2 separate regions of the Homo sapiens genome follow, and region 1 is linked to region 2. Evidence: read pairs that join two places in POLR2A ChIA-PET (ENCODE). Cell type or tissue: GM12878. All regions are shown on one strand. Each heading gives the region's core, and the rest is flanking DNA. Links, peaks and the distances in the headings are about the cores only. Region 1 overlaps DLGAP4 (DLG associated protein 4). Region 2 has its middle 5.5 kb from the start of MTCL2.

What was found. ChIA-PET counts read pairs that join two places held together with the same protein. Peaks named below come from ENCODE experiments on the same cell type or tissue, not always from the same donor. Only the 100,000 strongest peaks of a DNase experiment are listed, where the experiment ranks them.
Region 1: POLR2A ChIA-PET joins it to region 2 with 5 read pairs; 2 of 35 experiments call an interaction of 5 or more read pairs at or near these places.

What each region holds. Positions count from the first base shown.
Region 1 is chr20:36,516,106-36,522,612 of GRCh38, reverse strand. The region is part of intron 10 of DLGAP4 (DLG associated protein 4); the gene reads right to left. All of the region lies in intron 2 of DLGAP4-AS1 (DLGAP4 antisense RNA 1), which reads left to right. Among named protein-coding and RNA genes, the nearest start is that of MYL9, 22 kb to the left of the region's middle. RefSeq lists an enhancer at 2,955-3,024. In GM12878, for the core only: no CTCF peak of the experiment used is centred there; no DNase peak of the experiment used is centred there; H3K27ac peaks cover 327 bases.
Region 2 is chr20:36,865,824-36,872,330 of GRCh38, reverse strand. It overlaps the pseudogene RN7SL156P. Among named protein-coding and RNA genes, the nearest start is that of MTCL2, 5.5 kb to the right of the region's middle. RefSeq lists an enhancer at 1-349 and a silencer at 5,173-5,242. In GM12878, for the core only: no CTCF peak of the experiment used is centred there; no DNase peak of the experiment used is centred there; H3K27ac peaks cover 372 bases.

The DNA of each region.
Region 1 (6,507 bases), core at 731-5,730, 350 kb after region 2:
GAGGCGGAGGTTGCAGTGAGCCAAGATCACGCCCACTACGCTCCAGCGTGGGTGGCAGAGTAAGACTCCATCTCAAAAACCAAACAAACAAAAGGAGCATACCCAATAATCTCTTATTTGAAATAATCTCTTATTTGAAATTAAAAAAGGAGGCTTGGGCATAGTGGCTCAGACCTATAATCCCAGTACTTTAGGAGGCTTGAGGCAGGAGGATCACTTGAGCCCAGGAGTTCAAGACCAGCCTGGGCAACAAAGTGAAACCCTCTCTCTATGAAAAAATTCAAAAATTAGCTGGGTGTGGTAGTGGATGCCCATAGTCCCAGCTATCCAGGAGGCAAGGCGGGGCGGGAGGATTGTTTGAACCCAGGGTTTCAAGGCTGCAGTGAACTATGATGGCACCACTGCATTCCTCCAACCTGGGTGACAGAGCAAGACCCTGTCTCAAAAACAAAAAAGAAAGAGTGTGGACTGCAGCAAGAGCTTTCCTGAACCTAGCCGGCAACAAGGAGAATGACAGAGGTGGGGAGGTCCTGCACTGTGAGGAGCCCTGTAGTTGCCTGTGGAGAAGAAAATCCTGATAGAACTCTTCCAGGCACCCATCCCACGTACAGATTCCTGCCAGCCTGGGACACAGTCCTGGCCCGTCTCTCACAATGATCTACTTACAAGAGCTCATCAAGAAAGAATTCACCTCATTAAGAAATTAGTAATTAAAAGGGAACTGACACAGGAGTTAAAGATATTACAGGAACAGCAAATGGCACATGAATACTTACCAGAAATTGTTGCCAGGGAATAGATGAAAATTGTAACATTTATCCAAGAATATGTAAAAGAGCTCAAAGCAGAGATAGTAAGACAATGGAAAGAGATAAAACAGGGGCTCTGGAACTAGAGCAGGAGGAAAATCAGGCCATCATAGAAACAAGGCCACCCTGGAGATCGTACAGAGATTCAACCCTGCTGAGGACTTGTCCTGAGTAGCAGAGCCCTACAGGGAGAGGAGGGCTGAAAGGCTTCAGGTACAAAATGCTTCAGCTGCCCCATGAATAGAATAAAACTTTAATTTTAAATGAATAGTTAAGCTGGGGGGAATAAAATGAGCTCCCCAGGGTAGACAGTGGGGACCTGTGTCTGGCTTAGTTTAAAGAAGAGTGGGAATAAAAGGGAGTCTTAATTATTATATAAGACTGCACCTGGGTACTTTATCTTTTTAGAAACAGAAGTAGGGACTAAGTAATAAAAAAGAAAAACTACTAAAAAGAGATTCAGAGGCATGGAAGAGAAAGAACATGCATCTATCAGAGTTCTAAAAGGGGACAGAGGGATGGGAGAAATCAGAGGGATCATGGTTATGAACGTGGAGGCTCACGCCTGTAATCCCAGCACTTTGAAAGGCAAAGGCCAAGGCAGGCAGATCACTCGAGGCCAGGAGTTCGAGAGCAACCTGGGCAACATGGCAAAACTCCGTCTCTACTAAAAATACAAAAAATAGCCAGATGTGGTGGCACATGCCTGTAATCCCAGCACTTTGGGAGGCCAAGGTGAGGTCGGCAGTTCAAGACCAGCCTGGTCAACATGGCAAAACCCCATCTCTACTAAAAATACTAAAATTAGCCGGGCTTGGTGGTGGACACCTGTAATCCCAGCTACTCAGGAGGCTGAGGCAGGAGAATCACTTGAACCCGGGAGGCAGAGGTTGCAGTGAGCCAAGATCACGCTACTGCACTCCGGCCTGGGTAACAGAGGGAGACTCTGTCTCAAACAAACAAAACTCTCAGATGAAAACATAAGACCAAATCTCCATGACCTTGGATTTTGCAATGGTTTCTTAAGACACCAAAAGCATAAGCAATGAAAGAAGGGGAAAAAAAAAAAGCAGATAAAGAAGGGAAAAAAAAGCAGATAAACTAGACGTCATTAAATGGAAAACTTTTTATGCATCGAAGGACACTATGAAGAAAAAAGCTGGGTGTGGTGGCTTATGCCTATAATCCTAGCCCTTTGAGAGGCTGAGGTGGGTGTATCACTTGAGGTCAGGAGTTTGAGACCAGTCTGCCCAACATGGTGAAACCCTGTCTCTACTAAGAATACAAAAATTAGCTAGGCTGGTGACGCATGCCTATTAATCGCAGCTACTCGGGGGTGCTGAGGCAGGAGAATCACTTGAACCTGGGAGGTGGAGGGTGCAGTGAGCTGAGATTGTGCCACTGCACTCCAGCCTGGGCAACAGAGTGAGACTCTGTCTCATAGAAAAAAAGACACTATGAAGAAATGAAGCCAACGCACAGAATGGGAGAAAATCTCTGCAAATCATGTATCTGATAAGGGTTTAATGCCAAGAATATATATATATAAGAATTCCCTACAACTGAACAACAAAAAGATAAACCCAGTTTTAAAATGTACAAGGATAGTTCTCCAAAGATAGATGTTCAGTAAATATGCTCAACATCTCAACAGCATTAGTCATCAGGGAACTGCACATCAAAACCATAATGATACTTCATACCCATTAAGATAGCTATCAAGGCTCCTGCCTGTAATCCCAGAACTTTAGGAGGCCGAGGTGGAGTACCACTTGAGCCTGGGAGTTCAGGACCAGCCTGGGCAACACAGTGAGACCTCTTCTCTACCAAAAGAAAAAAAAAAAAACAAACTGGGCATGGTGGTGCACACCTGTAGTCCCAGCTACACAGGAGGCTGAGGTGGGAGGATTGCTTGAGCCCAGAAGGTCAAGGCTGCAGTGAGCTATGATGGCACTATTGTTAATTTCAGCCTGGGCAGCAGAGTGAAACCCTGTCTCCAGAACAAACAAACAAACAAACAAACCCCAAAAGCTATCAAGAAAAGTGGAAGCAAGTGTTGCAAAGATGTGGAGAGATTGGAACCCTGTGCATTACTGGTAGGAATATAAAATGATGCAGCTGCTGTGGAAAATAGTTGGGTGGTTCCTCAGAAAGCGAGACATAGATCTGCCACATGATCAACCAATTCCACTTCTGGGTATAAACCCAAAAGAATTGAAAACAGACTTAAACAGATACTTGTACGCCAATATTTATAGCAGTTTGACTCACAGTAGCCAAAAGGTAGAAACAACCCAAGTGTCTGTCAATAGATGAATAGACTCTGACTAAAAAGAAAATCTGTGTGTACATGCACGCACGCACACGCACGCACACAGACAGAAAACTCTAAACCTCATATAAAATATACTTCTCACACATGGAACATTTGCTAAAAATGACCACATTCTTGGCCATAAAATATACAATAAATTAAATTACAAAGAACTGACTGGGTATCATACAGATCATGTGTTTTGTTTTTGAGATAGGGTCTCTGTCTTGTCACCCAGGCTGGAGTGCAGTGGTGCCATCACGGCTCACTGCAGCCTTGACCTTCTGTGCGTGCGCAATCCTCCTGCCTTAGCTTCCTGTGTAGCTAGGACTACAGGAGTGCACCACCACGCCCAGCTAATTTTTTTTTTTTTGAGATGGAGTCTCGCACTGTTGCCCGGGCTGGTGTGCAGTGGTACGATCTCGGCTCGCTGCAACCTCTGCCTCCCGGGTTCAAGCGATTCTCCTGCCTCAGTCTCCCAAGTAGCTGGGACTACAGGCGCGCACCACCACACCTGGCTAATTTTTGTATTTTTAGTAGAGATGGGGGTTTCACGATGTTGACCAGGCTAGTCTCGAACTCCTGACCTCGTGATCCGCCTGCCTCAGCCTCCCAAAGTGCTGGGATTACAGGCATGAACCACTGCGCCCGGCCTAATTTTTTATTTATTTATTTATTTTTTAAATAGAGAAGAGGTCCTGCTATGTTTCCCAGGCTGGTCTTAAACTTCTAGGCTGAACTGATCCTCCTGCCTCAGCCTTTCAAAGTGCTAGGATTGTAGGCATGAGCCACCAGATCATGTTTTTTGACATTAATATAAATAGGTTAGAAACCAGTAATGAAAACATAACTAATAAACTCCCATATAAAAACAAAGATTTACACATCTAAATAACCCAGTCGTCAAAGAAATCACAGTGGAAGTTGCAGATCTTGTCAGATACAGCTAAAGTAGTAGTTAAAGAGAAATGCATCGGCTTCAAAGCTTATATAAAAGGACAGGCTGAAAAAAATGAATTAGCTTCCAATTTAAGACATTAGTAAGGGAATAATACAATTAACCCAAAGAGAAGAGAAATTAATAAAAATAAGAGGATTAATAAAATTAACAAACCCTGTCAGACTGATCAAGATCAAAAGAAGACAGATGCAAATAAAGATTAGGAATGAGTAAAGGATAATGTGATATAGCTATACTAGAAAAGATACTCAAAACTAGAGTTATACACAACCATGAAATAAAATCCTGGTTTTTTTTTTTTTGAGACCGAGTCTTGTCTTGTTTTGTTGCCCAGGCTGGAGTAAAGTGGTGGGATCTCAGCTCACTGCAACCTCTGCCTCCCGAGTTCAAGCAATTCTCCTGCCTCAGCATCCTGAGTGTAGCTCGGATTACAGGCACCCGCCATCATGCCCAGCTAATTTTTGTATTTTTGTAGAAATGGGGTTTCACCATGTTGGCCAGGCTGGTCTTGAACTCCTGACCGTGAGCTGTCCACCTTGGCCTCCCAAAGTGCAGGATTACAGGTGTGGGCCACTGCACCTGGCAAAATCCTGTTGTTAAATTCCTTCAGAGACTATGAGAAGAGGAAACGTCCCACACTGATTTTTGAAGCTAGAGAACCTTAAAACTACAACAGGACAAGGATAGAAAGGAAAGATTACAAGCCAATGTCTCATGAACAAAGACAAAATTATTAAATCACATATTAAACCCGGCAGTGTACTAAAATAATATATCATAAATTTAGCTGGGTTTATTCTGAGAATGCAAGACTGATTCAACATTGACAATTGTAATCACTTCTGATTCTGGCTAAGACAAACCAGTGAGTGTCAGACAAGCTGACTTCTCCCAACCACCAACAAATTAAAAAAAAAAAATCAGTAACAACAACTCATTTTCAAAACATTAAGAAACTACTAGGCCGGGCACGGTGGCTCACACCTGTAATCCCAGCACTTTGGGAGGCTGAGGTGGGCGGATCACCTGAGGTCAGGAGTTTGAGGTCAACCTGGCCAACACGTTGAAACCTCATCTCTACTAAAAATACAAAAAATAACCGGGTGTGGTGGCACATGCCTGTAGTCCAAGCTACTCGGGAGGTTGAGGCAGGAGAATCGCTTTGCTCTGTTGTCCAGACTGGAGTGCAGTGGCGCAATCTCAGCTCACTGCAACCTCCACCTCCCAGGTTCATGCAATTCTCATGCCTCAGCCTCCCCAGTAGCTGGGATTACAGGCGCCCGCACCACGCCTGGCTGATTTTTATATTTTAAGTAGAGACGGGATTTCATCATGTTGGCCAGGCTAGTCTCAAACTCCTGGCCTCAAGTGATCTGCCCACCTCGGCCTCCGAAAGTGCTGGGATTACAGGCGTGAGGCACTGCGTCCAGCCTTTTCTTTCTTTTTTTTTAAGACACAGGTTCGGCCAGGCGCAGTGGCTCATGCCTGTAATCCCAGCACTCTGGGAGGCCGAGGCGGGCGGATCACGAGGTCAGGCGTGAGCCACCGCACCCGGCTGTATTTTTTATAGAGATACAAAATATAAAATTAGCCAGGCATGGTGTTTCGTGGGGTTTCATTATGTTGCCCAGGCTAGTCTTGAACTTTTGGGATCAAGTGATCCACCTGCCTCAGCCTCCCAAAGTGTTGGGACTACAGGCATAAGCCACTACGCCCAGCCATACACAGAACTTTTGATTTTTTTTCCTTCATATCTAACAGCAACTTTATTCAGAGGAAATGAAACACAGCAAGCCTTTAGGCATAGTGTGAATTTCCCAGGACAAAGTACTGTCAATTTTTTTTTTTTTTTTTTTTTTTCCTGAGACGGAGTCTAGCTCTGTTGCCCAGACTGGAATGCAATGGCGCAATCTGGGCTCACTGCAACCTCTGCCTCCCGGGTTCAAGTGATTCTCCGGTCTCAGCCTTCCAAGTAGCTGGGATTACAGGTGCACGCCACCACGCCCCGCTAACTTTTTGTATTTTAGTAAAGATGGAGTTTCACCATGTTGCCCAGGCTGGTCTCGAACTCCTGAGTTCAGGCAATCCACCCACCTCGGCTCCCAAAGTGCTGGGATTACAGGCATGAGCCACCGTGCCCAGCCAGTACTGTCACATTAAAACTCTGAGGCATGGCATGCGAAGTACTAGAATCCTACAACAAGTTATACTAGGATCAGGATTAGAATAAGGATTCTGTTGTTAGCATTATGCCAACTCTCTATAATGTGCACACTGTCTACTAAGCACAGCATAGGCTTCTGAAAACAAGTGATCTGTGTGGACCTTTTATTTTTAACTGGGCACATAGCCTGGAATCAAGCATTTCCTAGACTCCCCTGCAGCAAGATATGCATAGTTGTATGTCTAAATTCTGGCCAAAG
Region 2 (6,507 bases), core at 655-5,654:
TTTCTCACTGGACTGTGGTGACATTAGGCGAGGTCACACACAGGAAGCTATGTTTGGCAGGCAGTAGACGATCCATTGAAGAGGGGGCTACTTCTCTGTCCCCAGCTCACAGTAAGATCTCAATGACTGCTCTGTTGTTGACTCACAGAACTTCAAAGCTGGAAAGGGCTTCAGTAGCCTGCCCCTGGGATGGGAATCCCCTGGGGAATGTGCCCAGGTCACCGGCCTGTTAGGTGGGTGAGCCCACCGTTTCACAGGTAGCTTGTGCCATCTTTTCACAGCTGAAAGAGACCCTATTCTGCTGGTCTTGGTGGAGAGGACATGGGTCCCCAGATGCCCTGCTCGTGGCCGGGTGTCCTGGGGCAGTGTTCCCTCCGGGAAGTGTGGGATGCCAAAAGGACGTGTATTATGGGGAAAACAAGTAAGCAAAGGGCCCTGTTGCCACCTCAAACATGGCTGTTGCAATGTGTGTTTAAGCTGTAAATGGCTTGGGGCTCACATGCCTAGCACTTCTTGCCACCCCTCCTCCAAGCTCAACACCTGAACCACTGAGCACTTTGAGAAGCCAATGGGGTTTGCCTTACTGTCCCATTCTGTGTCCTCATGGTCAGGAAAACTCAGCGTGTGATCTGGCAGGAACATCAACTGCCACATAACCGGCTGCTAGAAAGCTTCCGTGATGGAGGCTGGGTACAGTGGCTCATGCCTGTAATCCCAGCACTTTGGGAGGCTGACGTGGGCAGATCACCTGAGGTCAGGAGTTCAAGACCAGTCTGGCCAACAAGGCGAAACCCTATTTCTACTAAAAATACAAAAAAAAAAAATTTTAGCTGAGTGTGGTGGCGCATGCCTGTAGTCCCAGCTCCTTGGGAGGCTGAGGCAGGAGAATCGCCTGAACCCAGGAGGTGGGGGTTGCAGTGAGCCGAGACTGCACCACTGCACTCCAGCCTGAGCGACAGAGCAAGACTCTGACTCAAAAAGAAAAAAAAAAGGCTAGGCGCAGTGGCTCATGCCTATAATCCTAGTACGTTGGGAGGCTGAGGCAGGTGTATTCCTTGAGGTCAGGAGTTCAAGACCAACCTGGCCAACATGGCGAAACCCCGTCTCTACTAAAAATACAAAAAAATTTAGCCGGTTGTAGCGGTACACACCTGTAGTCCCAGCTACTTGGGAGGCTGAGGCAGGATACTCGCTTGAACCCAGGAGGCAAAGGTTGCAGTGAGCTGAGATTGTGCCACTGCACACAAGCCTGGGCAACAGAGCAAGACTCTGTCTCAAAAAACCAAAAAAAAACAAGAACAAAAATCTTCTATGATGGAATTCCAGATACCAGAGGGCCTAGCAGATGTCTGGACTCTGCCTTGAAGTTTACCTTCTTTTTATATCTTTATTTATTTATTTATCTTACTTTATATTTGAGACAGGGTCTTGCTCTATTACTCAGCCTGGAGTACAGTAACATGATCATAGCTCAGTGCAGCCAGTCTCCTGGGCTCAATCCTCCTGCCTCAGCCTCCTGAGTACCTAGGACTACAGGCATGCGCCATCATGCCCTGCTAATTTCTTTTATTTATTTATTTTGTTTTTGTAGAGACGGGGTCTCGCTATATTGCCAAGGCTGGTCTTGAACTCCTGGTCTCAAGTGAGCCTCCCACCTCAGCCTCCAGTGTTGACATTACAGGTGTGAGCCACTGCACTCAGCCTATTTTAATTTTTTTTTTTTTTGGACGGAGTCTTCTTCTGTCACCCAGGCTGGAGTGCAGTGGCTTGATCTTGGCTCACAGCAACCACTGCCTCCTGGGTTCAAGCGATTCTTCTGCCTCAGCCTCCCAAATAGCTGGGACTACAGGCCTGTGACACTATGCCCAGCTAATTTGCATTTTTTTTTAGTAGAGACAGGGTTTTGCCACGTTGGCCAGGCTGGTCTCAAACTCGTGACCTCAAGTGATCCACCTGCCTTGGGCTCCCAAAGTGCTGGGATTACAGGCATGAGCCACTGCACCTGGTCCAGCATGGGAGTTTTGATCTGCTATTTCTGACCTGGGCCAGTTCACTCCTCCTTGGGCAACCTAGTGGTCCCTGCTCCGGGGGAGGTCACCATGCTGATGCTAAACTTAGTGCAGACACCAAATCAGCATAGCACACTCTAGCCCAGAACTCCAGGGTTCAAGCCATTGTCTTGCCTCAGCCTCTCGAGTAGCTGGGACTATAGGCACTGCCACTGCGACCAGCAATTTGCCTTCTCCATTCTTCTTGACCAGACCTCATGCTGCCTCTTTCAGAACTGCAATAGTCATCCAGGAAAAAATTTAAGTGTCTAATAAAAGGGGGAAAGGTGAAGTGATTCATGGAACATCATCCATTCAGTGGATTATTTCTGTGTTGTTGTTGTTGTTGTTGTTTTGACAGTTTTGCTCTTGTTGCCCAGGCTAGAGTGCGATGGCGTGATCTCGGCTCATCACAACCTCTGCCTCCCGGGTTCAAGCAATTCTCCTGCCTCAGCCTCCCAAGTAGCTGGGATTACAGGCATACGCACCACCACGCCTGGCTAATTTTGTATTTTTAGTAGAGGCAGGGTTTCTCCATGTTGGTCAGGCTGGTCTTGAACTCCCAATCTTGGGTGATCTGCCCGCCTCGGCCTACCAAAGTGCTGGGATTATAGGCATGGGCCACTGCGCATGGCCCAGTGGATTATTTCTTTCTTTCTTTTTTTTTTTTTGAGACAGAGTCTTGCTCTGTCTCCCAGGCTGGAGTGCAGTGGCGCGATCTCGGCTCCCCGCAAGCTCCGCCTCCCGGGTCCCTGCCATTCTCCTGCCTCAGCCTCCCTAGCAGCTGGGACTACAGGCACCCGCCACCACGCCTGGCTAATTTTTTTGTATTTTTAGTAGAAACGGGGTTTCACCGTGTTAGCCAGCATGGTCTCGACCTCCTGACCTTGTGATCCGCCCACCTCGGCCTCCCAAAATGCTGGGATTACAGGCGTGAGCCACCGCGCCCAGCCCAGTGGATTATTTCTAAGTATGAAGAGTGATGTTTGCAAAGAGCTTATAAATGTGTTATAAATGTGTGGGGATATGCTTCTGCTACCCTGTTAAGCGAAAAAAGCAGGATACAAAATTGCATAGGCAGTAAGATTTCAGCTATGCAAAAGAAACTTGAAATTAGCAAAGAGAAAATGACTAAAAGGGAATACACCCGGTGTTCACTGGGCTGACTGGCTCCCCTTTGAACTTCAGGTGAGTATAAGATGACCAGACACTCCCTGACATGTCCCAGAAGGTTTGATTTTCACTCTCTGAGATCTCTTCTTTCTCTTACTCTGAATGGCTGGCAACTGCATTCTTCATTGAGAAAACAGAAGTGGGCCAGGCACAGTGGCTCATAACTGTAATCCCAGCACTTTGGGAGGTCGAGGTGGGTGGATCACTTGAGGTCAGGAGTTTGAGACCAGCCTGCCCAACACGGTGAAATCCTGTCTCTACTAAAAATACAAAAGTTAGCCAGGCATGATGGCGGGCACCTGTAGTCCCAGCTACTTGTGAGGCTGAGGCAGGAGAATTGCTTGAACCCAAGAGGTGGAGGTTGCAGTGAACTGAGATGGCATCACTGCACTCTAGCCTGGGCGGCAGAGTGACACTCCATCTCAAAAAAAAAAAAAAAAATTAGCTAGGCGTGGTGGCACGCACCTGTAATCCCAGCTACTCGGGAGGCTGAGGCAGGAGAATCATTTGAGCTTGGGAGGTGGAGGTTGCAGTGAGCTGAGATCGTGCAACTGCACTCCAGCCTGGGCAACAGAGTGAGACTCTGTCTCAAAAAAAAGAAAGAAAAAAGAAAAAGCAGCAGCCGGGCATGGTGGCTCACACCTGTAATCCCAGCACTTTGGGAGGCCAAGGCAGGCAGATCTTGAGGTCAGGAGTTAGAGACCAGCCTGGTCAAAATAGTCAAACTCCGTCTCTACTAAAAATACAAAAAAAAATTAGCCAGGTGTGGTGGTGGGCGCCTGTAATCCCAACACTCAGGGGGCTGAGACAAGAGAATTGCTTGAACCTGGGAGGTGGAGGTTGCCGTGAGCCAAGATCACACCACAGCACTCCAGCCTGAGCAACACTGTCTCAAAAAAAAAAAAAAAAGGCAAGGCCCTAACTGTTCAGTGGCTCCTTGAATAACTCAGTTTAGGCCAGGCACAGTGGCTCACACCTGTAATCCCAACACTTTGGGAGGCCGAGGCGGGTAGATCACAAGGTCAGGAGATCGAGACCGTCCTGGCTAACACAGTGAAACCCCGTCTCTACTAAAAATACAAAAAAATTAGCCAGGTGTGGTGGCGGGCGCCTGTAGTCCCAGCTACTCTGGAGGCTGAGGCAGGAGAATGGCGTGGACCTGGGAGGTGGAGCTTGCAGTGAGCCAAGATCGCGCCACTGCACTCCAGCCTGGGCGACAGCTCTGTCTCAAAAAAAAAAAAAAAAAAAAAAAAAGAATAACTCAGTTTAAAGGCTGCCTCCTTGGCTGGGTGCAGTGGCTCACACCTGTAATCCCAGCTCTTTGGGAGGCCAAGGTGGGCAGATCACAAGGTCAGGATATCGAGACCATCCTGGCCAGCATGGTGAAACCCCCGTCTCTACTAAAAATACAAAAATTAGCTGGGCATGGTGGCGCATGCCTGTAATCCCAATTACTTGGGAGGCTGAGGCAGGAGAATCGCTTGAACCCAGGAGGCAGAGGTTGGAGTGAGCCAAGATTGCACCACTGCACTCCAGCCTGGCAACAAAGCTAGGCTCCATCTCAAACAAAAAACAAAAAACAAAAACAAAAACAAAAAAGGCTGCCTTCTCTGAGAGGCCTTCCTGACTCCCCTATTTAATGAGGTTTCCCGACCGATTCCTCTAATTTTCCCATAGCCAGTTGCTTGTTTTTTAATCTGTATAATGAAAAAACAAAACAAAACAACTTTAGTTTAAAAGGAAAAAACACACCTCCTCTTGGAAGCTTTCCAGGAGTGAGTCTCCATTCAGTTTTCATCACGTTGGTCAATTTAGCAGCTTGAATGGGAGAAATGAAACCGTTTTTCTACTTGGGTAATCAGCATCTTCACTTCCTATGTTATATAATTCTTACAAGGTAATGCTTCAGTCTCTTTTGAGTAGCGCTTTCTGCAGCACACACTGTGTGTCTGTGCTGGGCACTTCGCAGCCCAATAGGGTACCACAACAGGCCCTGGAATTGGGCAGCTCTGGGTTCAAGTCAATCCCAGCCCTGCCACATCCAAGCTGTGTGACCTTGGTCACACATTCCAGCTACCCAGTGTTATGTAACAAATGACCCCAAAACTTAGTGGCCGAAAACAACAATACTTATTTTGCAGTTTGGGCAGGGTTGGTGAGACAGCTCATTTCTGCTCCACTTGTCCACTGGGGCAGCTCCAAGTCTGGGGGCTGAATCATCTGCAGGCTCACTCTCTCACATGTCTGGTGGTTAGTGGGGACCAGAGCTGGAGTTGTTGGCTAGATCACCTTCATGCGGTCTCCCCATGAGGCCTGGGCTTCCTCCTATCATGGTGGGTGAGTGGCCAGAGAGACAGAGAGAGAGAAAGAGAGAGAGAAGCAAGCTGGGTGGAATCCATGTTGCTTTTTATGACCTAACCTTGGAAGTCACAGATGAACACTTCTGCCATACTCTGTTGGTTGAGACAGTCACAAGATCTGCTGAGATTCAAGGTGGGGGCACACAGTGCCCCCACACACGTGCCGCACACATGTGCCGCTCAATTGGAGGAGCATCAGTGTCACATTGTAAGAAGAGCAATTGGGATGAGATATACCCTTTGGAAAATATTAATCAGTCACAAGAAGTATCTTCACCTTTTGGAGATCCTTTACTGAAATGTGGAGCACAGAGCCCGGCACACAGGAAGAGGCCACGCATCACACAGCTGCAGGATGTGCCGGCGCAAGGACGGTCACCCCGTCTACAATGTAGCCAGTTCTGGACTCTCAACAAGTCTTATCTCCTTTGTGGTATCCCTGGTCTGAACTGACCCTGAGTCCACAGCCCCTACGTCAGCCCCACCTAGTCCCTCCCCACCAGAGCCCTGTTGTTCTCAAGGCTTCCCTGGGTCTACAATGTAGATTCTTGACTCCCCAAATCCAAAGCACCTCAGAGCAGGTGGGACCCACAGGCCCCTCCCTGGCCAGCCATGAGTGTTGGGCCCAGAGAGGATAGGTGGTAGAGCCAGGACTCAGATCCCTGCCCTAGAAGAGAGATGCAGGCCACTCTAATCTCAGGACCACTGATGTGACCAAGGGTGTGTCAGGAGTGGCTGAGCCAGCCTGGTCTGCTATGTCCCTGCATTCACACCACCCAACACCTCCAAACCTATGTTCTGCACAGGGGCAGAAACTGAAGCACAGAGAGAGGACACACTTTCCAAGAGCTTCACAGCATCTTTCTGTGCCAGACTAGATGCAGCCTACTAGAGCCAGGGGCATCTGAGCTGGATGGACCCTGTCA